Linked DNA regions of Homo sapiens: region 1 is linked to region 2. A link is a loop called in an ENCODE intact Hi-C map of the cell type or tissue named here. Cell type or tissue: adrenal gland. All regions are shown on one strand. Links, peaks and the distances in the headings refer to the core of each region. The heading gives the core; the rest is flanking DNA. Region 1 overlaps LOC102725231 (a long non-coding RNA gene). Region 2 overlaps LOC124901154 (a long non-coding RNA gene).

The links. Hi-C counts contacts between places; a loop is a spot of excess contacts. Peaks named below come from ENCODE experiments on the same cell type or tissue, not always from the same donor. Only the 100,000 strongest peaks of a DNase experiment are listed, where the experiment ranks them.
Region 1: it touches region 2 in a loop (2.2-fold over the local background); 10 of 110 quality-filtered maps call a loop at or near these places.

What each region holds. Positions count from the first base shown.
Region 1 is chr5:180,478,455-180,491,148 of GRCh38, reverse strand. LOC102725231 (a long non-coding RNA gene) reads right to left here. Exons shown (of 4, transcript XR_941323.2): 4 at 7,865-8,034. Among named protein-coding and RNA genes, the nearest start is that of CNOT6, 9.6 kb to the left of the region's middle. RefSeq lists an enhancer at 4,418-5,617. In adrenal gland, for the core only: no CTCF peak of the experiment used is centred there; no DNase peak of the experiment used is centred there; H3K27ac peaks cover 538 bases.
Region 2 is chr5:180,593,243-180,603,600 of GRCh38, reverse strand. LOC124901154 (a long non-coding RNA gene) reads right to left here. Exons shown (of 2, transcript XR_007059088.1): 2 at 9,333-9,708. It overlaps FLT4 (fms related receptor tyrosine kinase 4), which reads left to right. Exons shown (of 30, transcript NM_182925.5): 30 at 211-2,095. The coding sequence ends at 409. Among named protein-coding and RNA genes, the nearest start is that of SCGB3A1, 6.9 kb to the right of the region's middle. RefSeq lists an enhancer at 523-1,023 and a silencer at 6,717-6,888. In adrenal gland, for the core only: no CTCF peak of the experiment used is centred there; no DNase peak of the experiment used is centred there; H3K27me3 peaks cover 156 bases.

The sequences.
Region 1 (12,694 bases), core at 5,060-7,559, 110 kb after region 2:
TACCAGCTTCTCCGCTTAGAGAAGGTGCTTCTTTCCTAATGATTCCAGCCAAAGACCCAGGGCAGGCTCTCACTGGCCTGGCCTGGGCCTTGTTTCTACTGCAGTCAGGCAGTACCAAAGCAGGACCAGTCTGGGATTGATACGTGCTAAGCGAGGACAGCATGAATTGGTGGCAGCCAGTGCCATCTTCCCCACCACATGGAGAGATGAGACACTGGTGAAGATGTGGAGTCTCAGAGCAAGGGCCTGACAACTTGTTTCAGTAGTTTTTTCCTTTAGCTCGTGACCTATACCAGAACCTATTCCAGGTATACAAACCAATACTTTTTTTTTTTCGCTTAAGTTTGAGTTTGGCTTCTGTAGCTTACAACCAAAATAATTCTAATTTGACCAGTAAATGCGTTGCACAGAGGGATGCGTCACCAGAATAGGGTCATCATCCGATGTGCACAGCAAGTCAATGCGCCAAGACACCAGGCTGCAGCAGAGGAGGTTTGAATCCTAGGGCCACTGGATGTGGAGACAAGAAGAAACCAAATCTGCCTCCCTGATGAGTTTGGGGCTAGGATTTTCAAGGGTTTTGGAGTGGGCTGAAGAATGGAGATTGCTGGTTTGTCAAGGAGAGCAGGATGAAGCCGTGCTGATTCTCATGCTGATTGGTTCCTTTGGGCAAGGGTTGGGGGTCTTCAAACTGGTTGGCATCACCTGTTCGACTGGAGTTCAGGATCTGCTTGAGCACTTCTTTCATATTTATTTACTTATTTTTGTTTTTTTATTTTTTTCCCTGAGACAGAGTCTTGCTCTGTTGCCCAGGCTGGAGCACAGTGGCACAATCTCGGCTTGTTGCAAGCTCCACCTCCCAGATTCAAGCAATTCTCCTGCCTCAGTTTCCCGAGTAGCTGGGATTACAGAGGCACACCACCACACCCAGCTAATTTTTGTATTTTTAGTAGAGACGGGGTTTCACCACGTTGGCCAGGCTGGTCTTGAACTCCTGACCTCGTGATTTACCCGCCTCGGCCTCCCAAAATGCTGGGATTACAGGTGTGAGCCACTGTACCCGGCCTATATTTATTTATGTTACTGTATTTTTGAGACAGGTTCTCACTCTGTCACCCAGGCTGGAGTGCAGTGGCATGATCACGGCTCACTGCAGTCTCAACCTCCTTGGGCTCAGGTGATCCTCCCACCTCAGCCTCCGGAGAGGCTGGGACTGCAGGCATACACCACACCCCGTTAATTGTTGTTGTTGACATGGGGTTTCACCTTGTTGCCCAGGCTGGTCTCCAGCTCCTGCCCTCAAGCAATCTGCCCGCCTCGGCCTCCCAAAGTGCTAGTATTACAGGCGTGAGCCACTGTGCCAGGCTGCTTAAGTGATTTTTAAACAAAAGCCTTAGGACCCTAACATCAGAAATCCCATCTGTAGTAACAGCGGGGGTGCATAATGGTCAGTGTCCGGAGCTACATGACTTTCTGTTACAAGGAAGTGGGCCTAAGTGCCGCCTGATTAATGCTTAATTATAACTATATTTCTGTCCGGGATTCCTGTTAACTCTGAGAGGGTGGCCTCAGATGGGTGGTTCAGTAATGAAAATGGACACCTAGGTGATGGCCATGATTGTTGATGTTGCCGTGGTGTCTGTCACTCAAACATGACTGGGGCATTGGAATTCCAACCTGGGACTGATGGAGAATGTTGCTGTGGTTTGAATATTTGTCTCCTCCAGCACTCATGAAGACAGAATTAACAATCAAAAGAGAAACAAAGCAGACAAATTTGCAAAACTCAGCCTGGCCATGTAGAATGAAAAAGTGTGTTCAAAAGCAGAAACCAAGGGTGGCCCAGTGGTCTTTCACCAAGATTAGTACAGAGAAAAAGGATCATCAAAGAGCATGGAGCTGGTCACTCACGGTGGCTCACACCTGTAATCCCAGCACTTTGGGAGGACGAGGCGGGGTGGATCACCTGAGATCAGGAGTTCGCGACCAGCCTGGCCAACATGCTGAAACCAACCCCGTCTCTACTAAAAATACAAAAAATTAGCCGGGCGTGTTGGCAGTCGCCTGTAATCCCAGCTACTTGGGAGGCTGAGGCAGGAGAATTGCTTGAACCTGGGAGGTGGAGGTTGCAGCGAGCCGAGATCATGCCGTTGTACTCCAGCCTGGGCAACAAGAGCAAAACTCCACCTCAAAAAAAAAAAAAAAAAAATAGAAGAAAGACCTCTAGGGCATTTTGGAGGTCTTTGAGGCTACACTTGCTGTCACAGGCTCTGAGGCCTAGAGGGCCTAGAGGGCAGAATGGTTTCAAGGGATGGCCCAGTATTGAGAGGTGGGGTCTTTAAGAGGTGATTGGGCCATGAGGACTCTCCCAGGCTGGCAGATCGCTTGAGCTCAGGAGGTTGAGACCAGCCTGAGCAACATAGCAAAACCCCATCTCTACAAAAAATACAAAAAATGAGCGGGTTTTGGTAGATATTGCCAAATGGCTCTTTGAAAAGTCTGTACCAGTTTATATTTCCACCAACAGTGTATAAAAGTCTGTTTCCTTTTTTCAAGTCAACTAAAACTCTGTCTCCGACTCTGTTTCTCTCTGTCTCTTACACATACATGAATAAGAGTCTAAGGGAAATAAGTATTTGAATTTCACAGTATGTATATATGAAGGTAAATAATTCCTCAAAGTTTCTCTGACAATGTTCTCAAGGTTAGGTTACCCTATTTTCTTTAACTGAGGTAAAATTCAGCCCACATGAATGAATGAATTCATTCATGGATTAATTAATGGGTTATCATGGGAGAGGAACTGGTGGCTTTGTAGGAAGAGGAAGACAGACCTGAGCTAGCACCTTCGCACACCCATCCCTGTTGCCATCTGATGCCTTGTGCTGCTTTGGGACTGCAGGGAGTCCCCACCAGCAGGAAGTCCCCACCAGATGTGGCCCCTTGACTTTGGACTTCTCAGCCTGCAGAACTGTAAGAAATAAATTCCTTTTCCATATAAATTACCCAGTTTAAGATACTCTGTTATAGGCAAAAGAAAACGAATGAAGACAAATGTGGACCATTACTGTATGGGTCCAGCAGCTGGATTTGCCAGGGGCCCCAGAGATATGCAGTGTCGATTACAGACTGACCACAAGAACCAAAATGCGCAGGAGAATGATGAATGAAGCAGGTCCCAAGGTTTATTTGCAAGAAAAATTTGAACAGCCGTGTGACAAACCCGCTTCTAGTAGGAAAGCACATTCTAGAGGGAAGCAAAGCCATTCGGAGGTTGTTTGGTGAGTCTGAAATACAGACCTGTGGAGCCATTCAGCTCTTAACAGTCTGACACCTCCTCTCTAGGGCTGCAGGCTTAGTGGCCAAAGACCAGCGCTGGTGACAAAAATTTCCCACTGCCATGCAGTGCCAGAGACATGGACACACCCTGGACATCTGTCTCCCTTTCTCTGGACTTGAGGCTTGCAGGCCACAGTTCTCCTTAGATAGGGCCTGGTATCGTAGATGAAGTTTCAGATCCCAATCATATCTTACCCCTATTATCCTTTGTCCCTGAGCCCATTGTATTAGCCTGCAATTGGCTGAAAACCTAACTCAAACAGCTTTAAGAGGGGGACAAAGGAATTAGTTGGCTCACGTAGCATTAAAAGACCAGGAAGATGGCCAGGCATGGTGGTTCAAGCCTGTAATCCCAGCACTTTGGGAGGCCAAGGCAGGCGGATCATGAGGTCAGGAGATGGAGACCATCCTGGCTAATACAGTGAAACCCCGTCTCTACTGAAAATACAAAAAAAAATAGCTGGGTGTGGTGGCGGGCGCCTGTAGTCCCAGCCACTCGGGAGGCTGAGGCAGGAGAATGGTGTGAACCCGGGAGGTGGAGCTTGCAGTGAGCTGAGATCGCACCACTGCACTCCAGCCTGGGCGACAAAGCGAGACTCCATCTCAAAAAAAAAGAAAGACCAGGAAGAGTCCACTAGCTGCAGGTGTGGCTTGATCTGGGAGCTAATGCCACTCGGTTCTGCTCACCTCCATGGTGACTTTATCATCAGGTGCCACATTCAAGAAAAGGGGATACCATCTCCTTCAAGGTTCAAGCCTGGCAGGAAAGAGAATGTCCCCAAAATGGTCGAACAGAGGTCCTAGGCCTGACTCATTTCCATCTCTGAATCAAACACCATGTTCTGGCATGTGTCATACACCAGTCAGGAAGAAGTCACATGCCCTACTTGTGGAGGCAGATCGTCTTCAGCTGCACTCAAGCATATATGGAAAGAGTTGATGGGGGCCGGGTGCGGGAGCTCATGCCTGTAATCCCAGCACTTTGGGAGGCTGTGGCGGATGGATCACTTGGCGCCAGGAGTTCGAGACCAGCCTTGCCCACATGGTAAAACCCTGTCTCTACTAAAAATACAAAAAATTAGCCAGGCATGGTAGCGCATGCTTGTAATCTCAGCTACTTGGGAGGCTGAAGCAGAAGAATCATTGAACCTGGGAGGCAGAGGTTGCAGTGAGCCAAGATCACACCATTGCACTCCAGCCTGGGCAACAAGAGTGAAACTCTGTCTCAAAAAAAAAAAAAAAATTAGTGTGGAGTAGTCAGAGGAAAATCAGGGATACCGTTGCTGGAAGAAAGAGGAATAGAAGCAGCAAGGAAGAAAGGCAGAGGCCTGAGGTCCACGTAGAAGCAGCAAGGAAGAAAGAGGCAGAGGCCCGAGGTCCACGTAGAAGCAGCAAGGAAGAAAGAGGCAGAGGCCTGAGGTCCACGTAGAAGCAGCAAGGAAGAAAGGCAGAGGCCCGAGGTCCACGTAGAAGCAGCAAGGAAGAAAGAGGCAGAGGCCCGAGGTCCACGTAGAAGCAGCAAGGAAGAAAGAGGCAGAGGCCCGAGGTCCACGTAGAAGCAGCAAGGAAGAAAGAGGCAGAGGCCCGAGGTCCACGTAGAAGCAGCAAGGAAGAAAGAGGCAGAGGCCCGAGGTCCACGTAGAAGCAGCAAGGAAGAAAGAGGCAGAGGCCCGAGGTCCACGTAGAAGCAGCAAGGAAGAAAGAGGCAGAGGCCCGAGGTCCACGTAGAAGCAGCAAGGAAGAAAGAGGCAGAGGCCCGAGGTCCACGTAGAAGCAGCAAGGAAGAAAGAGGCAGAGGCCCGAGGTCCACGTAGAAGCAGCAAGGAAGAAAGGCGCGGAGGCCCGAGGTCCACGTAGAAGCAGCAAGGAAGAAAGGCGCGGAGGCCCGAGGTCCACGTAGAAGCAGCAAGGAAGAAAGAGGCAGAGGCCCGAGGTCCACGTAGAAGCAGCAAGGAAGAAAGGCAGAGGCCCGAGGTCCACGTAGAAGCAGCAAGGAAGAAAGAGGCAGAGGCCCGAGGTCCACGTTCCATCAAGCCTCCACCTTCATGCAACAGGCCTCCTGCCAGCTGCTTCCTTCGGCACTTGTCTCTTCCTGGCCTCACACTCAGTATGTGGAGTCAAGAAGGTGCCTCGAGGCCTCAGAATGCAGGAGACAGAGCTTCCCATGCAGAGTTCAGATGCACTCCCAAAGACTTACCTTAGAGAATTGCTGGGAAGGGGAAAAGGCAGCTCATTTGGTTTTGTTTCTGGTTTTGCGTTTTGTTTTCTGTCTCTCTTTTAACTTCTTTTTCCTTATTCTTTAACACAACATCAAAACTATACTGATGCTTTTTGGTTTTTTTAAGAGATGGGGTCTTACTTTCCACCCAGGCTGGAATGCATTGGAATCCACCCACTTTGGGAGGCTGGGGCAGGCGGATCACCTGAGATCAGGAGTTCGAGGGCAACATGGTGAAACCCCGTCTCTACTAAAAATACAAAAATTAGCCGGGCATGGTGGCAGGCGCCTGTAGTCCCAGCTACTCGGGAGGCTGAGGCAGGAGAATTGCTTGAACCTGGGAGGCATAGGTTGCAGTGAGCCGAGATCGTGCCACTGCACCCTAGCCTGGACGACAGAGTGAGACTCTGTCTAAAAAAATTAACAAATAAAATAAAATAAAATGGTAAAACTTAAAAAGCAGAAAGGCATGATAAAGGAAGTGAATATCTCATCCCTATCCCTATTCCAGCCACACTCCCCAGAGACAAGCATTTGAACTGATAGATTACCATGCGCTGACCTTGAATAACAAACCCGGCGCCCTTACTGACTCCTGTGACGAGAAGTCCAGATACAGGCAGCCTTTAGGGCTGTTTGACTTAAGGCTTAATACTGGTGTCTAAAAGGCCTAGAAACAGGACAAATTTGTTTTTAAACAGCACGTTAAGCACATTTCAAATAATATGCTCTGTATGTCTTTCTTCAACTACTAGACACCGTTTCAGATGAATTAACCTCTAAATTTAAACCAGTGGGTCCGATTGTCAATCGGGGGGAAAAAAGAACCAAACAAAGCTCTAGGCTGTTTAGACAGTCTGCATTGTATTGATTGTACTCCCCCTGGGAGTTTCTGATGGTCGGGTGTGTGGTGTGAGAGGCAGGGGGCGCTGGGGCACCACCGAGCTTGGGTCTGAGCTGCTGAAGGGTGGGTCTGTTTGGCTGCAGTGCCTGGCCAGGGTGGAGTTCCAGGGAGATGCCCCAAGATGCCAACGCCTGCTGGCAGATTAATCACTGATACTCCCCTGGGAGAAAAACATTTTGAGTTGCCCTGCTGCTTATTATGGGATATGACGTATTGGCCGGAGAGCAGGAGGCTGACCTAGGACAGGAATTTTTTTTTTTTTTTGAGATAGAGTCTCGCTGTGTTTCCCAGGCTGGAGTGCAGTGGCGTGATCTCGGCTCACTGCAAGCTCTGCCTTCCGGGTTCACGCCATTCTCCTGCCTCAGCCTTCCAAGTAGCTCGGACTACAGGCGCCCACCACCATGCCCGGCTAATTTTTTGTATTTTTAGTAGAGAGGTTTGACCGTGTTAGCCAGGATGGTCTTGATCTCCTGACCTCGTGATCCGCCTACCTCGGCCTCCTAAAGTACTGGGATTACAGGCGTGAGCCACCGTGCCCAGCCTTTTTTGTGTTTTTTTTTTATTATTATTTATTTATTTTAGACGGAATTTTGCTCTGTCGCCCAGGCTGGAGTGCAGTGGTGCAATCTCAGCTCACTGCAACCTCTGCTGCCTGGGTTCAAGCGATTCTCCTGCCTCAGCCTCCCAAGTAGCTGGGAATACAGGCACGCGCTACCATACCCAGATAATTTTTTGTATTTTTAGTAGAGATGGGGTTTCGCCATGTTGGCCAGGCTGGTCTTGAACTCTTGACCTCAGATGATTTGCCCGCCTTGGCCTCCCAAAGTGCTGGGATTACAGGTGTGCACCACCACACCCAGCCTGGACAGGCATTTATTATGGATATTACCCTTGGAAAGTTTAGGGCATGGTGACTTTTGTTCCTTCCAGATTAACACAATGCTTATTAAGTTTCCAAAAACTGACCTGACTGTCCCAGGATGCCACAACATGCCAGCTGAGGAGTGGCGTTTGTCTCCAGGATACCCGAAGGGGTATTGTGCACTGAACTGGTGGCCTCACATCCACTCCCCTGCCTCTGCAGGCAGTGGGTTAGTCCAGAACCCCCATGCGGGGTCTCCAAGAGGAACATCAGCAGAGCTGAAGGCAAAAATCTGAAGAGATGCAGAGGATGTGGGTCCTCCCAGAGATGGAGGGGGCCACAGGGTTTTATCTGGGAGCCCCGGGACAGGAGTCCCAAGTTTCTTCGTGCATAACTTGATTCACAGGCCACTGTCTGAATTTATTAGGACTCATTCAGTTTCTACAGTAGAAACTGATTTAAAGTGATTTAAGCAGAAATGGGAATTTGTTGGCTCAGGGTAATGCTAGCTGCTCTAATAAACAAATACAAACAAAATCTGTGGGTTGCCACGCTCTCCGTTTATTTCTTGGCTAGCTAGCTGTTGAGGCGTTCTGATTCAGCAGGTGACTTCCCCCGTGTGATTCAGGGACCCAGGTCCCTTCCTTTTACAGTCCTGTCATCCCCTAGGGCAGAGATTCTTACTCCAGGGTCTGTGGACCACCAAGGAATCTGTGGATAGAATTCAGGCAAAGGGACCTGTGAACTCAATTGGGTAGAAATTTAGCACTGTCATTTTGAGCGTAGGTAACAGATCCCAATGGAATGAGCGATCCCCATGACCATCACCAGTAGAAGCCCCAGCCGGATACTGTTGTACCCTATCACAGCTGTGGGGAGATCTCCCCACCCCCAGTTCCTTTTTTGAGATGAAATTCACATGATATAAAATGAACCATTTTAAAGTATACAATTCGGTACTACTTAGTACACTCACAATGGCGTGCAACCACTGCCTCTCTCTAGCTCTAAAACATTTTCATAACCCTAAAAAAGTGTTGGGGTATCCTGAAATATGGGCCAGGTGCGGTGGCTCACGCCTGAAATCCCAGCACTTTGGGAGGCCGAGGCGGGCGGATCACCTGAGGTCAGGAGATCGAGACCATCCTGGCCAACATGGGGAAACCCTCTCTCTACCAAAAATACAAAAATTAGCTGGGTGTGGTGGCAGATGCCTGTAATCCCAGCTACTCTGGAGGCTGAGGCAGGAGGTTGAACCCATGAGGCGGAGATTGCAGTGAGCCAAGATCATGCCACTGCACTGCCTGGCAACAGCGGGAGACTCCATCTCAAAAAAAAAATCATTTTCAGTCATTTGCTACTTAAATGTGAGAGATATTAGATCTACCAAAAGATTTTATTATTTAATATGCTATTATATGCACAAATATTGTTATAATACTTGAAATAGTTTTGTAACTATTTCAATATAACTAGTTCCCTTTGCCATCCTGTGTATTTTACTTTGTGTTTTTAAAATCATTATTCTGAGTGGAGGTCCGTGGGCTTCATCAGACTTCCAGGAGGGGTCACGGCATAAAAAAAAAACCTGGGGAACCCCTGCCCTAGGCTTCAGAGCCCTCTGTATCCAGCTGGTAAAGAGGGAAGAGAGAATAAGAAAGCTCAAGCGCGGCCGGGCGCGGTGGCTCACGCCTGTCATCCCAGCACTTTGGGAGGCCGAGGCGGGCAGATCACCTGAGGTTGGCAGTTCAAGACCAGCCTGGCCAACATGGCGAAACCCCGTCTCTACTAAAAATATAAAAATTAGCCAAGCATGGTCGGGCGTGGTGGCTCATGCTTGTCATCCCAGCACTTTGGGGGGCCGAGGCGGGCAGATCATGAGGTCAGGAGATCAAGACCATCTTGGCTAACACAGTGAAACTCCATCTCAACTAAATATACAAAAAAATTAGCTGGGCATGGTGGCGGGTGCCTGTAGTCCCAGTTACTAGGGAGGCTGAGGCAGGAGAATGGCGTGAACCCGGAAGGTGGAGGTTGCAGTGAGCCAAGATCGCGCCATTACCCTCCAGCCTGGGCGATAGGGTGAGACCACATCTCAAAAAAAAAAAAAAAGAAAAGAAAGCCGAAGTGCTTCCTAACCAGCTCAGCCCAAAGTCACCCACATCACTTCATCTCCTGGCCCATTCGCAAGAACCAGTCATACCTTCCCACCAAAAGCAAAGATTTGGGAAGATTTCCACAAGCCTGGAAATCACTTGCTCAATTCTGTCTGAGCACCTGCTTCCGGCAATAAATCTGTACAGTGGAAGAGAGGGCATGAATTTTGTTGAACAGACAAACGTTTCTGACACAGTCCAAATATCTGATGGCCAGATATCCACATTCACACTTCTTCCAATGAGTAGAACCTAGTCTTCCCATACCCAAGGGAGGCCGCACCTATTGCCGCCTCCTCCTGAGCCTGTCTTCCATCCTGCTGCCTGGAGCAGGGAGTTTGCATCTGGGACCATGAGAATGAGGGCCATGAGGTCAGAGTAAGAATGGGAGCTGCAGGAAGGCTGGTGGGGTCCCGAGCATCTTGTGGAGCAGAGACGGCACAGTACTGTAGGCTGCTGCCACCAGAATCGAGTGGTGCATGTGTGGCAGAAGACAAGGCTGATGCTCTGCCATGCAGAGACTGAGAGCTTGCTGGCCAAAAGTGGACTGAGGGTGTTGGCTTCCAAACCAAGCGGAGTATTTCAAAAATGGCCTCAGATTCGTTAAATTGTGAAACTGGATGACAAGCAGAACACAAAAGCAACCAAGTAAAGGACTCGAGTCTTAACGTTTAAGAGCTGTGTCCAGACAAGATCTTTGGCAATGAGTGCTTTCTTTTTTTTTGTTGAGTCAGAGTTTTGTTCTTGTTACCCAGGCTGGAGTGCAATGGTGCGATCTTGGCTCACCGCAACCTCCACCTCCCGGGTTCAAGCGATTCTCCTGCCTCAGCCTCCCGAGTAGCTGGTATTACAGGCATGCGCCACCACCCTGGCTAATTTTGTATTTTTAGTAGAGACAGAGTTTCTCCATGTTGGTTAGGCTCGTCTCGAACTCCCGACCTCAGGTGATTCACCCGCCTCAGCCTCCCAAAGTGCTGGGATTACAGCCGTGAGCCACTGCGCTCGGCCTTGTTTTTCTTTTTTTTGTATAGATGGGGTTTCACTATGTTGCCCAGGCTAGTCTTGAACTCCCGAGCTCAAGCGATCCACCAGCCTCAGCCTCCCAAAGTGCTGGGATTACAGGCATGAACCACTGCACTTGGCCACTGTAATACAATCTCGAACCCAGAAAGTGGACATTGGTTCAAGCCATAGAGTTTATTCAGATTTTACCAGTTACACATGCACTCATTTATGTGTGTGTGGGAGAGGGGCTCTCTGTGCAACTTTGTTACATGTAGCTTCAGGTGTCCACCACCATAATCAAGATACTTCCCTGGGGCCGGGCGCGGTGGCTCATGCCTGTAATCCTAGCACTTTGGAAGGCTGAGGCGGGCGGATCATGAGGTCAGGAGATCGAGACCATCGTGGCTAACACGGTGCAACCCCATCTCTACTAAAAATACAAATTTGGTGGAGGCCAAAGTTTTTGTATTTGTAAAAATACAAAAAAAAAAAAATTAGCCAGACGTGGTGGCGGGTGCCTGTAGTCCCAGCTACTCTGGAGGCTGAGGCAGGAGAATGACGTGAACCCAGGAGGCAGAGCTTGCAGTGAGCCGAGATTGCACCACTGCACTCCAGCCTGGGCGACAGAGCGAGACTCTGTCTCAAAAAAAAAAAAAAAAGATGCTTCCCTGGGCCAGGCACAGTGGCTCACACCTGTAATTCCAACACTTTGGAGGCTGAGACAGAAGGATCGCTTGAGCCTAGGAGTTGAAGACCAACCTGGGCAACACAGTGAGACCCTATCTCTACAAAAAATTAAAAATACTAGCTGAGCATGGTGGCACACACCTGTATTCCCAGTTACTCAGGAGGCTGAGGTGGGAGGATCACTTGAGCCCATGAGGTTGAGGCTTCAGTGAGTGACCCATGATCACACCACTGCACTATAGCCTGGGTGACAGAGCCAGACCCTGCCTCAAAAAGAAAAAAAAAGATACTGTGCCATCACCCCAAGATCTATAGCCACACTCACCCCTCCCTCGCCTATCCCTAGCTCTGGTTAATTGCTCTTTAAATTTCTTTCATTTATTTTTTTCATTAAAATTTATTTATTTCTTTACATAACAACTGTTTCGTTTTGTTTGAGACAGGGTCTCGCGCTGTTGTGTTGGCTGGAATGCAGTGGTGCAGTTATGGCTCACTGCAGCCTCCACCTCCCAGGCTCCAGTGATCCTCCCACCTCAGCCTCCTAAGTAGCTGGGACTGCAGGTGTGCACCACCACGTCCAGCTAATTTATTTTTATATTTATATTTTTAATTTTTTTTAGACAGAGTCTCGCTCTGTCACCCAGTCTGCAGTGCAGTGGTGCAGTCTTGGCCCACTGCAACCTCTGCCTCCAGGGTTCAAGCAATTCTCCTGCCTCAGCCTCCGGAGTAGCTGGGACTACAGGCACGTGCCACCATGCCCGGCTAATGTTTGTATTTTTAGTAGAGAAGGGGTTTCACCATATTGATCAGGCTGGTCTTGAACTCCTGACCTCATCATCCACCCGCCTCGGCTTCCCAAAGTGCTGGGATTACAGGGGTTAGCCACTGCACCCGGCCTATTTTTATTTTTTGTAGAGATGGAGTCTTGCTATGTTGCCCAGGCTGGTCCCAAACTCCTGGGCTCAAGCAAAGATTTGGGGCAAGGTGGTGCACACCTGTATGTAACCCTGCTACTGAGGAGCTAAGGCAAGATGATTGCCCTAGCCCAGGAGTTCAAGGCCAGCCTGAGCAACATAGGGAGACCTCGTCTCAAAAAAAAAAAAAAAAAAAAAAAAAAAAAAAAAATTGAAAGACTAAACACTTAACATAGTAAAGATGTAAATTCTCTCCAAAATTGATCTATAGGTTTACCAAAATTTCTATTAAAACCTCAGCAAGATTTTCTGAACACATAAAAGCTTATTCCAAAATTTCTGTGGGAAAGGAAAGGCTCTAGAATAGCCAAACAATATTTAAAAAGAATAAAGTGGGAGTAATCACTCTTGCAGATGCCAAGTCTTTACTATTAGCTACAGTAATTAAAACAGTGTGGTACTGGAAAAGAGATGAGTCACATTGATCAGTGAGACAGACAGAGAACCCAGAAATAGATTTATACAAATATACCCAATTAATTTTTTGTTATTGAGACAGGGTCTTGCTCTGTCGCCCAGGCTGGAGTGCAGTGGCGCGGTCTTGGCTCA
Region 2 (10,358 bases), core at 7,114-9,613:
AGCTGGGACCGCAGGCGTGCACCACCATGCCTGGCTAATTTTTGTATTTTTTGTAGAGACGGGGTTTCCCCATGTTGCCTGGGCTGGACTCTAACTCCTGGCCTGAAGCCATCCGCCTGCCTAGGCCTCCCAAGTACTGGGATTACCAGTATGCACCACCCGCCACCCAGCCTTCTTCTCTTACTAACACCACCTTCCCTGTCTTGGCAGCTGTAAAGGACCTGGCCAGAATGTGGCTGTGACCAGGGCACACCCTGACTCCCAAGGGAGGCGGCGGCGGCCTGAGCGGGGGGCCCGAGGAGGCCAGGTGTTTTACAACAGCGAGTATGGGGAGCTGTCGGAGCCAAGCGAGGAGGACCACTGCTCCCCGTCTGCCCGCGTGACTTTCTTCACAGACAACAGCTACTAAGCAGCATCGGACAAGACCCCCAGCACTTGGGGGTTCAGGCCCGGCAGGGCGGGCAGAGGGCTGGAGGCCCAGGCTGGGAACTCATCTGGTTGAACTCTGGTGGCACAGGAGTGTCCTCTTCCCTCTCTGCAGACTTCCCAGCTAGGAAGAGCAGGACTCCAGGCCCAAGGCTCCCGGAATTCCGTCACCACGACTGGCCAGGGCCACGCTCCAGCTGCCCCGGCCCCTCCCCCTGAGATTCAGATGTCATTTAGTTCAGCATCCGCAGGTGCTGGTCCCGGGGCCAGCACTTCCATGGGAATGTCTCTTTGGCGACCTCCTTTCATCACACTGGGTGGTGGCCTGGTCCCTGTTTTCCCACGAGGAATCTGTGGGTCTGGGAGTCACACAGTGTTGGAGGTTAAGGCATACGAGAGCAGAGGTCTCCCAAACGCCCTTTCCTCCTCAGGCACACAGCTACTCTCCCCACGAGGGCTGGCTGGCCTCACCCACCCCTGCACAGTTGAAGGGAGGGGCTGTGTTTCCATCTCAAAGAAGGCATTTGCAGGGTCCTCTTCTGGGCCTGACCAAACAGCCAACTAGCCCCTGGGGTGGCCACCAGTATGACAGTATTATACGCTGGCAACACAGAGGCAGCCCGCACACCTGCGCCTGGGTGTTGAGAGCCATCCTGCAAGTCTTTTTCAACAGAACTTCACAGACTGTTAGAGCTGCTGAGAAGAATTTGCTTTCCGAATTCAGCCTGGAAGGCGCCCAGGGACAGCTGTACTGAGTCTAGATGACTCTGACCCCCGCCCCAGGTCAAGGCCAGCAGAGCAGTCAGTGCCTCTGGAGAAGGCCCTTGCTCTCCCACCTGGCCCAGACTCCGAGGAGCCTGGGTCTGGAGCTGCCGGTCTGGTTCTTCCCTTTAGAGCCCGGATCTGCCACCTGCGGCCCCTCCCAAGCCGTGAACCAGCTCATGAGAGATGAACACTGTGGGATCCACTCAGGAAGGCTCGGGGCTGGCACAAAGGACCACCCAGCATTGCCCTGTGCCACCCAGCACTCAGTGGACATTCTGGGGACCTGCCTTCAGCCTTTTCCTGCCCTGTGCCTGACATCAGCACCCTGGCTGGTCAGAATGCCGCCCTCCCAGAGGAGCAGCCGAGAGATCCCCTGAAGGCTGGAGGCATTCTGCTCAGGACCCCTATCCCAGCTCACAGTGCCCAACCATCTCACCAGGAGAAAGAGCCACATCCCCACGTTAGGACCACGGAGACTGACCACCACCCTGACCCCCCAAACCCACGCACCAGACGCTTGCAGGACAGGCGCCGCGCAGCGGGCAGGGGCTTGCCCGGCCGACCCTCCCCTCCCCACCTCCCCCACTGCGCGTTACTCCAGGATATGCCGAGTGCACGTATAAGGTCATCTTCGTCGTCCCCGTGGACCTCCCCCTTCCTCTGCACGTCGTCCAACGTGGGACTGGCGTGTCAGGCTTCCCTGGGAGGATCTGGAGGTTGTTCTCTGCAGAGAACCAGCCTGGCTCCTGGCGCGCACCTCTGCTCCCTTCTCCTCACTACCCACCCACGCATGTACCGGGAAAAAAACTACTATGCCCTTCTAGACCATGTTCTGAGAAAAGATCGAAAATATTTAACAAGAGATAATAATAAATCTGATGCCGGTCTTTGTGTGTGTTGCGGACGGGAGTGTTGCTTTTATTGTTTTTGCTTCCGTAATAAATCTAAATGGGAATACAGAACAGCCCCCACATTGGGCTTTTTTTTTTTTTTTTTTTTTTTTTTGAGACAGTTTTGCTCTTTCCCCCAGGCTGGAGTTCAGTGGCGCGATCTCGGCTCACTGGAACCTCCGTCTTCAAGCAATTCTTCTGCCTCAGCCTCCTGAGTAGCTGGGATTACAGGCACCTGCCACCACGCCCAGCTAATTTTTGTATTTTTAGTAGAGACGGGGTTTCACCATGTTGGCCAGGCTGGGCTCGAACTCCCGGCCTCAGCCTCCCAAAAGTGCTGGAATTACAGGTGTGAGCCACCGCGCCCGGCCGCTTTTTTTTTGTTTTGGTTGGTTGGTTGGTTTGTAGAAATGAGGTCTCACTGTATTGCCCAGGCTGGGTTTGGATATTTTAGCTTTCCATTATAATTGACTGAATTTAGTCACTGACCTTGACATATGTGCCAACCCAGGTGTCCACCAACAGGGTGTCCCCCCGTGCCCAGGGCTGAGCGGCTCTCCAAGCCCAAAGTATGCCCCTGTGTGTTGGGAACTGAAACACCTCTGTGCTCCCATCCCGTACCATTTCCCAGCAGGGCTGCGCTCACACTTCCGGGCTCCTCTGGAACTTCCTGGGTTGGACCTTAAGGGCTGGGCTCAAGTGTCCCTGCAGGTCCCAGCCACCCTTTCACACCCCAGAGCACCACTCACTCCAGGAGTGGCTGTGTGGATGGAGACAGCCAGCGAGCGGGGAGGGAGGAGTCACACCAGGCTACAGCGTGCTCGCACTGCGAGGGCCCCTTGGTCCCTTCTGCCTCCCAAGAACCTTCTCACCTTCTCCTCTCAGGCTCCAGCCCTTCTCTGGGTGCCACCGCCCGCCTATGCCTCCCCACCTCCACCCCAGCCCTTCACTCTATTCATTTCTGCCAAGAGCCCTTCGTCACCTGCTTGGGGGAGGTTTGGGGCCCAGGACATGCCCGAATGTCCTTTGATGCTGTTGATTCTATGCTGACGTCCCCAGTGCCTCTCGGTGTGCTCAGGCCCTGGCGTTTGCATCCAGCAGGCAGAGCTCCCGGGTGGCTGCTCAAAGCCACACGTGGTCCTAGGCCCTGGAGTTGGAACTCACAAACCGCAGCCCCTGCTGTGAGGAGTGAAGAAGAGCAAAGAGGAAGACCAGAAGGACAGGCGAGGGAGGGAAGTGGGATGTGGGACAGGAGGCCACAGGGGACCTAGGGCCTGGGAGTCCAGAGTTGGGCCTGTTTCTTATTTTAAGGCTAGACGGGCATTCTGAGAAGGGCTGACGTCTTTCACCGAGAAGGAGGGATCTTGAAGGAGCTTGGCGGGGTCTGCAGGGGTGCTGGCAGGCTAGGAGATCAGAGGGACCCCCGGGAGGGCCCTACACAGCTCCCGCCCTAGATGCTCATTATGCTTGGGAGGAGGGAACCCAAAAAGCAGCTTCCAGCACCAACACCGGCTCCCTCCCTCTCATTTCCCCTGACCCCATCCTCACCCCATTACCACTCCCAGGCCACTCCACCCCAGTGGGCCCAAATCAACTTTTTTTTTTTTTTGAGACGAAGTTTCACTCTGTCACCCAGGCTGGAGTGCAGTGGTGCAATCATAGCTCACTGCAGCCTCAACCTCCCGTGCTCACATGATCCTCTCGCCTCGGCCTCCTGAGTAGCTGGGACTACGGGGCTCACTGTGCCTAGCTTCCAGGTAGACTCTTGAAGCTGTGTGCTTAGCCCAGATAATCAGCCACAGTGTCCAAGGTGCTGGCCAGTCCCCAGGTCACTGGGGCCATCTCCAGCCCTGATCTCTGCATGTGGATTCAGGGAGGGGACCATAGCATCACTGAGCGGGGACTGCCTTTGTGCCTTTGGCAACCACCAAATGAGGCCTGGGTCTCCTCTGCCACTGGGCAGAGAGCCTGGGACAGGCTGGGCTCTGAGGGCTCCTCAGGGCTGGGAGCGGAGGATGGGGTATGAGATGTGGCACCCTGCAGCTGGTGAGCCTGAGCCCAGCACCTCCCCTCGGAGCCTCAGTTTCTCATTCATGACTGCCACCTTGTAGAGCTTTGGTGATAAAAGTCATAAGGCCCCAGTGGTGCTGGGGGTGACCACACCCAGGTAAAAGCCCCCTTCCGACCAAGTGGTGTGAACAGGGGCCTATGAGCCCCCCTTGACTCACCCACCCACCCATGCACCAGCTAACACGTGCTCCCACCCGTCCCCCATATGCCCGATGGACTGAAGGTTTGTGTCCTCCTGAAATGTACATGTTGAAACCCTACTCCCAGTGTGATGGCGTTAGGAGGTGGGGCCCTTGGGAGGTGAGCAGGTCATGAGGGTGGAGCCCCTGGGAATGGGATTAGTGTCCTTACAAGAGGAGGCCAGAGAGCTCCGTAGCCCTCTTTCCACCGTGTGAGAAGTCAGCTGTCAGGAAACCAGGAAGCCCCTCACCAGACCCCCGATCTGCCTGCGCCTTGATCTTGGCCTTCCCAGCTTCCAGGACTGTAAGAAAGAAATGTGAGCCCAGCCTCAAAGCGCTGTGCACAGGGGAAATGCATCCCTCCTGAGGGCAAACTGGGCGGTGTCTGAGGTCAGCAAGCGCCCCCACACTCCCCCCACCCTTGTTCTGCTCTGGAGGAGTAACTGGCTGCAGCCACCACCGCGAGGAGAGGGGACCGTTTCCCCTTCCTGGGCCCAGTGGGGGACACCACCTTCCCCTCAGGGGCGCATCCAAAGAGGGAAGCAGAAACTCCTAAACTTTCCACCCGAGCCACGAGTGGCCAAGGGTGCCATAAAGCTGATGGTGGGCCGGGAGGCTAGAGGATGTGGGGGCTGAACTAGGGCTTGATGGGGAGCCCAGAGCGGCCACAGAGAGAGAGGATTAAGGGATTTGGAACACGCCTGGGGGCAGCATCCTTGGCAGCCTGGGCTGCCCCTCTGTGGCACACAGGGGTGGAGTCAGCCGGGCAGCTCCCAGGGTCCCGCCCATCCCTGGCTGCTCTGAGGCACTGCCAGGAGCTCCATCACAGCTGGCTTGTGGGCAGCAGGGCCACACAGGACTGCCCGGCCCTGGAAGGAGGCAGCTCCCCTGAGAAGGACATGGCCTCCCCTAGGGACAGCCGGGTACCTGGAAGTCATCAGCCAGTCTCCACGGAGAGGCAGCAGTAACGGAAGGGAACGCTCGGAAGGGGCCTTGCTTTGGGACGGCAGCAAGTGCATCTCTGCCATGGTGGGATCTTGGCCTGGAGTCTGGGCTGGGGCCTCCCCTGGGTCTGACCCCCCAACTCTCACCCCTGCCTGGCTGCTCCCAGCCCTGGCACGTGGAGGCAGCACAGGACGCTGTGCCTTCCGGGTCAATGGGCGTGTGAAGAGCATGGCCTGGGCACCGTGCAGACCCATCTCAGACTGCCAGGGGACTGCAGGCCGGTCACTGACGTTCTCTGAGCTGTGTTTCTTCTAAATCGTGAGGGTGATAATGCCCGTCTCACCCCAGTGCCATTCCACGCAGGAAACCACTTCAGTCCCTGGACACGGTGGGGCTCTGGGGACTGAAGTGCTTTCCTCAATGGAATGGTATTGGGGTGGGGAGGACAGGGAGTGCTGCTGGGCACACAGAGGTGTGGAGCCCTGCCCAGGGTCACCTCCTGAATCCCTGCCAGCACCCCTTCCTCAGCCTCCTTCCTCACTGAACAGACTGAAGCAGGGAAGTGGGACCTAATGAGACACGATGTTTCCTCTGCTGCTGCTGCTGTGGCCAGCACGGTCCTTGGAGCAGTGGGGTGAAGCCTCACGGGAGGGCCCTGGGGATAGCACCAGCGCTTGTGTGCCTGGGCCCAAATTGGTATCGGAGGTTTGGCACTGCTGGCTGCCAGCCTGTCACTCCAAGGAGGACAACTCTAAAAAATGGGAGCTGAGAGGCCGGGCGCGGTGGCTCACGCCTGTAATCCCAGCACTTTGGGAGGCCGAGGCAGGCAGATCACGAGGTCAGGAGATCGAGACCATCCTGGCTAACACGATGAAACCCTGGCTGTACTGAAAATACAAAAATTAGGCGGGCATGGTGTCGGGCGCCTGTAATCCCAGCTACTCAGAAGGCTGAGGCAGGAGAATCGCTTGAACTTGGGGTCAGAGGTTGCAGTGAGCCGAGATTGCACCACTGCACTCCACCTTGGGCAACAGAGCAAGACTCCATCTCAAAAAAAAAAAAAGGAGCTGAGAGATGGCAGGGAAGAATGAGGTATGAGGTCCTGGTGACATCCTTTGAGCCTGGATCAACCTTTCCCTGAAGGCGGAGCCACTCCTGGAATTTCAGTCTTTGCTTAAAGCCACGTGGGTCAGCTTTTCTGTCACTTTCACCAATGCCCTGAACCCACAAGGCAGGAACCACATCGACAGCACCTGCTCCCCTCCGCACAGCAGGGCCCTGTGGGTGGGAGTGCCGACAGGGAAGGGGCAAAAGGAAGTGGCTGAGAGCCAGATCAATATTGACCCAGGGACGGTGCCACAGAGGGCGCTCGGATATGCTCACGACACTGCCCAGTGCCCGAGGGCCCACGGGGCTGAGCTATGAGGAAAGAGGACGCGGGCTGAGGAGGGGGTGCTGAGCGCCCCAGGGCCCACGGGGCCGAGCCATGAGGAGGGAGGACGGGGGCTGAGGAGGGGGTGCTGAGCGCCCCAGGGCCCACGGGGCCGAGCCAAACCACTTCCTACTGGCGCAGGAGAAAGCCCAGAGTGCCTGCTGGGACTGGCCGAGGTGCCTGTCCTTGTGGGGCCCACTCAGGGCGGTGTGGAGGGTCGCTGCTGCTGGCCGCTGTGGTGGCCCTGGCCAGGAGCCCCCACAAGTCCCTTGAAAAAGGGTCCCAGGACCATCGGGAAACTCAGGGTGCCGGCTGACACCACCAGGGCTGCCCACCGGTCCCCACCTTCGAGTAGGAAAGTTTGCTCAGAAGGAGTGAGGAAGGGGGCCTCGGGGCCGGGGTCCAGCGCCTGCGGCCTTTGGCTCTAGACATAAAAAGAAGAGCAGCTTCTATTGGAACAGCACCACAGACCCCTCCCAAAGCCCCAGATCATTCTAGCATGGAGGGCTAACCTAACCAGGGCCCAGCCACCAGGACACCACCTGACAGCCAGCTGCTATCCCAGGAGAGCAGAGGTGGGCAGAGAGGGGCCCCAGAAAACTCCGGCAATGAACAGTCACCAAGATGCCTGCTCTGGCGGGGAGCTGCACTCACCTGCCCAGGTGACCACATCAGAGAGGCATGGGTATCCGGAGTTCAACCCAGTTTGCTTAATAATTTATGTACTCAAGGCATTAGGAAGAGAGGGCACCAGAGAAAGAGGGATATCAAAGAGAGGGGGCATCACAGAGAGCAGGGGCCTCAGAGAGAGAGGACATCAGAGAGAGAATGGGGACATGGTGGGGGCATCAGAGTGGGCATCTGCCACCTGAACAGCCCTCCACAGGTGTCTGCGGAAGCACCGCCAAAGCGTGGGCCGGGCGGAGGCACCGTGAGCCTCTAGGCTCCCCAGCAGGAGCACCCAGGGGCTGAGTACCCTGCTCCGAGGCCCTGAGGTCTTTCAATAGGCCCCAAATTCAATATCTGGCCCCTTCCCCAGAGCCGCAAAGTGCTTGTTTACCTTCCAGCTCTTCCTGCATTCCGTGGGAGTGGGCAAGGTGTGCGTGTTTATTTTGGCCCAAAAGATGCCCTGCAAACACTGCCCAGAACAAGCTGACCGTGTCGTCTGCAGACAGCGCCAAGCACTTTCTCAGTGTCTCGGCAGACCTGAGCCAGCAAGGGCCGCAAGCAGGAGTGGCAGGGAAGGCCCAGGCTGACGAGAGGGCGCTGCCCACCCGCCCCTGTCCCATGCCGGGCGGACTCTGACACCCACCCTGGAAGCCTCACCTGGCCTGGCCTTCAAGGGGCAGGGCAGCACTTGGAGGGCATGGCAGGCCCCAGGTCCGTCCACACCCCAGCTCCTGGAACCTTGGAATGTTAGGCTCAGCAGGCACGGTCTCGGCAGCCCGACTGGGGGCGTCATTGTGAGATGAGGGGACTGTCCTGGGTTATCTAGGTGAGCCCTAAATGCAACAACACACACACTCATAAGATGGCGGCAGAATTTTCACACTCACACACACCCACACTCACACACACATTCACACACACTTGCACACAATTCAAACACATGCATATCCACACACTCCCTCCCACACACTCCCTCCCACACTCTCCCTCCCACACAGACTGACTCACGCTTATCCACACACACACTTGTACACACATTCACACTCAAACACACCCACAAGCTCACACCCACTCACTCTCCTTCACATGCACATTCTCATTCACTGTCCATCTTACACACTTGCATGCATATTCACTCTCACCCCTCCACACACACACCCCCACACATCCCCACACCCACACACACCCACACATGAACCCTCACACACACCCACATACACACCCACACATACACACCCTCACACACACCCCACACACACTCACACACCCACACATACCCTCACACACCCTCACACACACCCATACCCTCTCACTCCCACACACCCACACACGAACCCTCACACACCCACACACACCCCCACACACACCCACACACCCACACACACCCACACACCGACAAACCCTCACACACACACCCCACGCACCCTCACACACACACCCACACACACAGAAGAGGAGGAGGCCATGTGACCAGGAGGCAGAGACTGGAGTGATGCAGTCACCAGCCAAGGGGCCCTGGCAGCCCCCATAAGCAGGGAGAGGCCAGGAGTGGATAAGCTCCTGGGAAGGCCCAGCCTCTGGAGGAGGAGCGGCCCCCGACGCCTCGCCTTCACCCCCGTGACACTGCACTTCTGGGCTCCAGAACTGCGAGCGGAGTAAATGTGTTGTTTTCAGCCACCAGGTATGTGGTGACTTGTCACAGCAGCCTCAGGAAATGAATACAGAGGCAGCCGCTGACCCAGCTGTGCAGGTCTCGGCACAGGCCAGACCCTCGGCCTGCCTGATCCCCAACTACCGCAGAGGCTTCGCCAGCCGTGGCCCCCAGAGCCAGTGTGGGGTGAGGGGCTGGGCCAGCCTGAGGTGAGTCCTGGCTTGCCTTGACCATGGCAGCTCGGGAGAGGAGAGCACATCCTTTGGCCCTGTCAGTGGTGAAACGGAGACACCGTGACACACTTCTCCGGGGAGCCAGGGGATGTATTTTTGGAATCCGAAATCTTGGGGCACATGGGAATGAGGGCCTGTCACCACCCTGCAGGCTTGTGGGAAATGGGAACAGATCCACCCAAGGCACTATGAGCCGGAAGGTGGAGGGAGGTTATTTTGAAGACAAAGGATCCCTGGAGGCAGGTGCAAGGGGCCGCTGGAGTGGCCAGGACCCCAAGCGCTGCTGGGGACCCACAGATGACGGCCTCCCCCTCCTCCTGGCCTCGGCAGCATCGGTCTTTCCCGCGGTCAGTGTTCTCTGGTCCCCAGGCAGCATGGGGAAAGGTGGCCCCAAAGTCAGCTCCCAAGATGCGCCCACTGGGATTGCTTGGGCCAAGGCTGCCAGATCCTGCTCAGGAGAAGAACAAGCATCATGAGGTTGTGGACACACTGGGATCCTTGTGCATTGTTGCTGGGAAGGCAGCGTGGTGCCGCTGCTATGGGAGAGATGGCAGATCCTCACAAATGACACAGGCAAGTTCCACAGGCTCCAGCCATTCTACCTCTGAGCAGCCACCCAAAACAGCCAACAGCAGGGTCCCAAAGAGGCATTTGCACAGCCGTGTTCACGGCCGCATTACTCACAGCAGTGAAAACATGCAAGCGCCCACATGTCCACCCACGGGTGAAGTGAATGGGTGAAGAAAACGTGGCACAGCCATGCAATGGAGCAGTATCCTACCCTAAGAAGGAAGGAAACTCTGAAGGTCATGAATGAACCTGGAGGATATCATGCTAAGTGAAATACGCCAGACACAAAAGACAAACACTGCCCGATTCCACTCATATGAGGTGCCGGGAGTGGCCAGATTCAGAGACAGAAAGTGGAATGGTGGTGCCAAGGGCTTGGGGAGGGGAGTGGGGAGTTGTTTAATAGGCTCAGAGTTTCAGTTTTATAAGAGGAAAAGAGTTCTGGAAATGGATTGTGGTGATGTTTGCACAACATTAGAATATACTTAATGCTAATGGAGTGTGCCCTTAAGATGGTGAAGCTGGGCT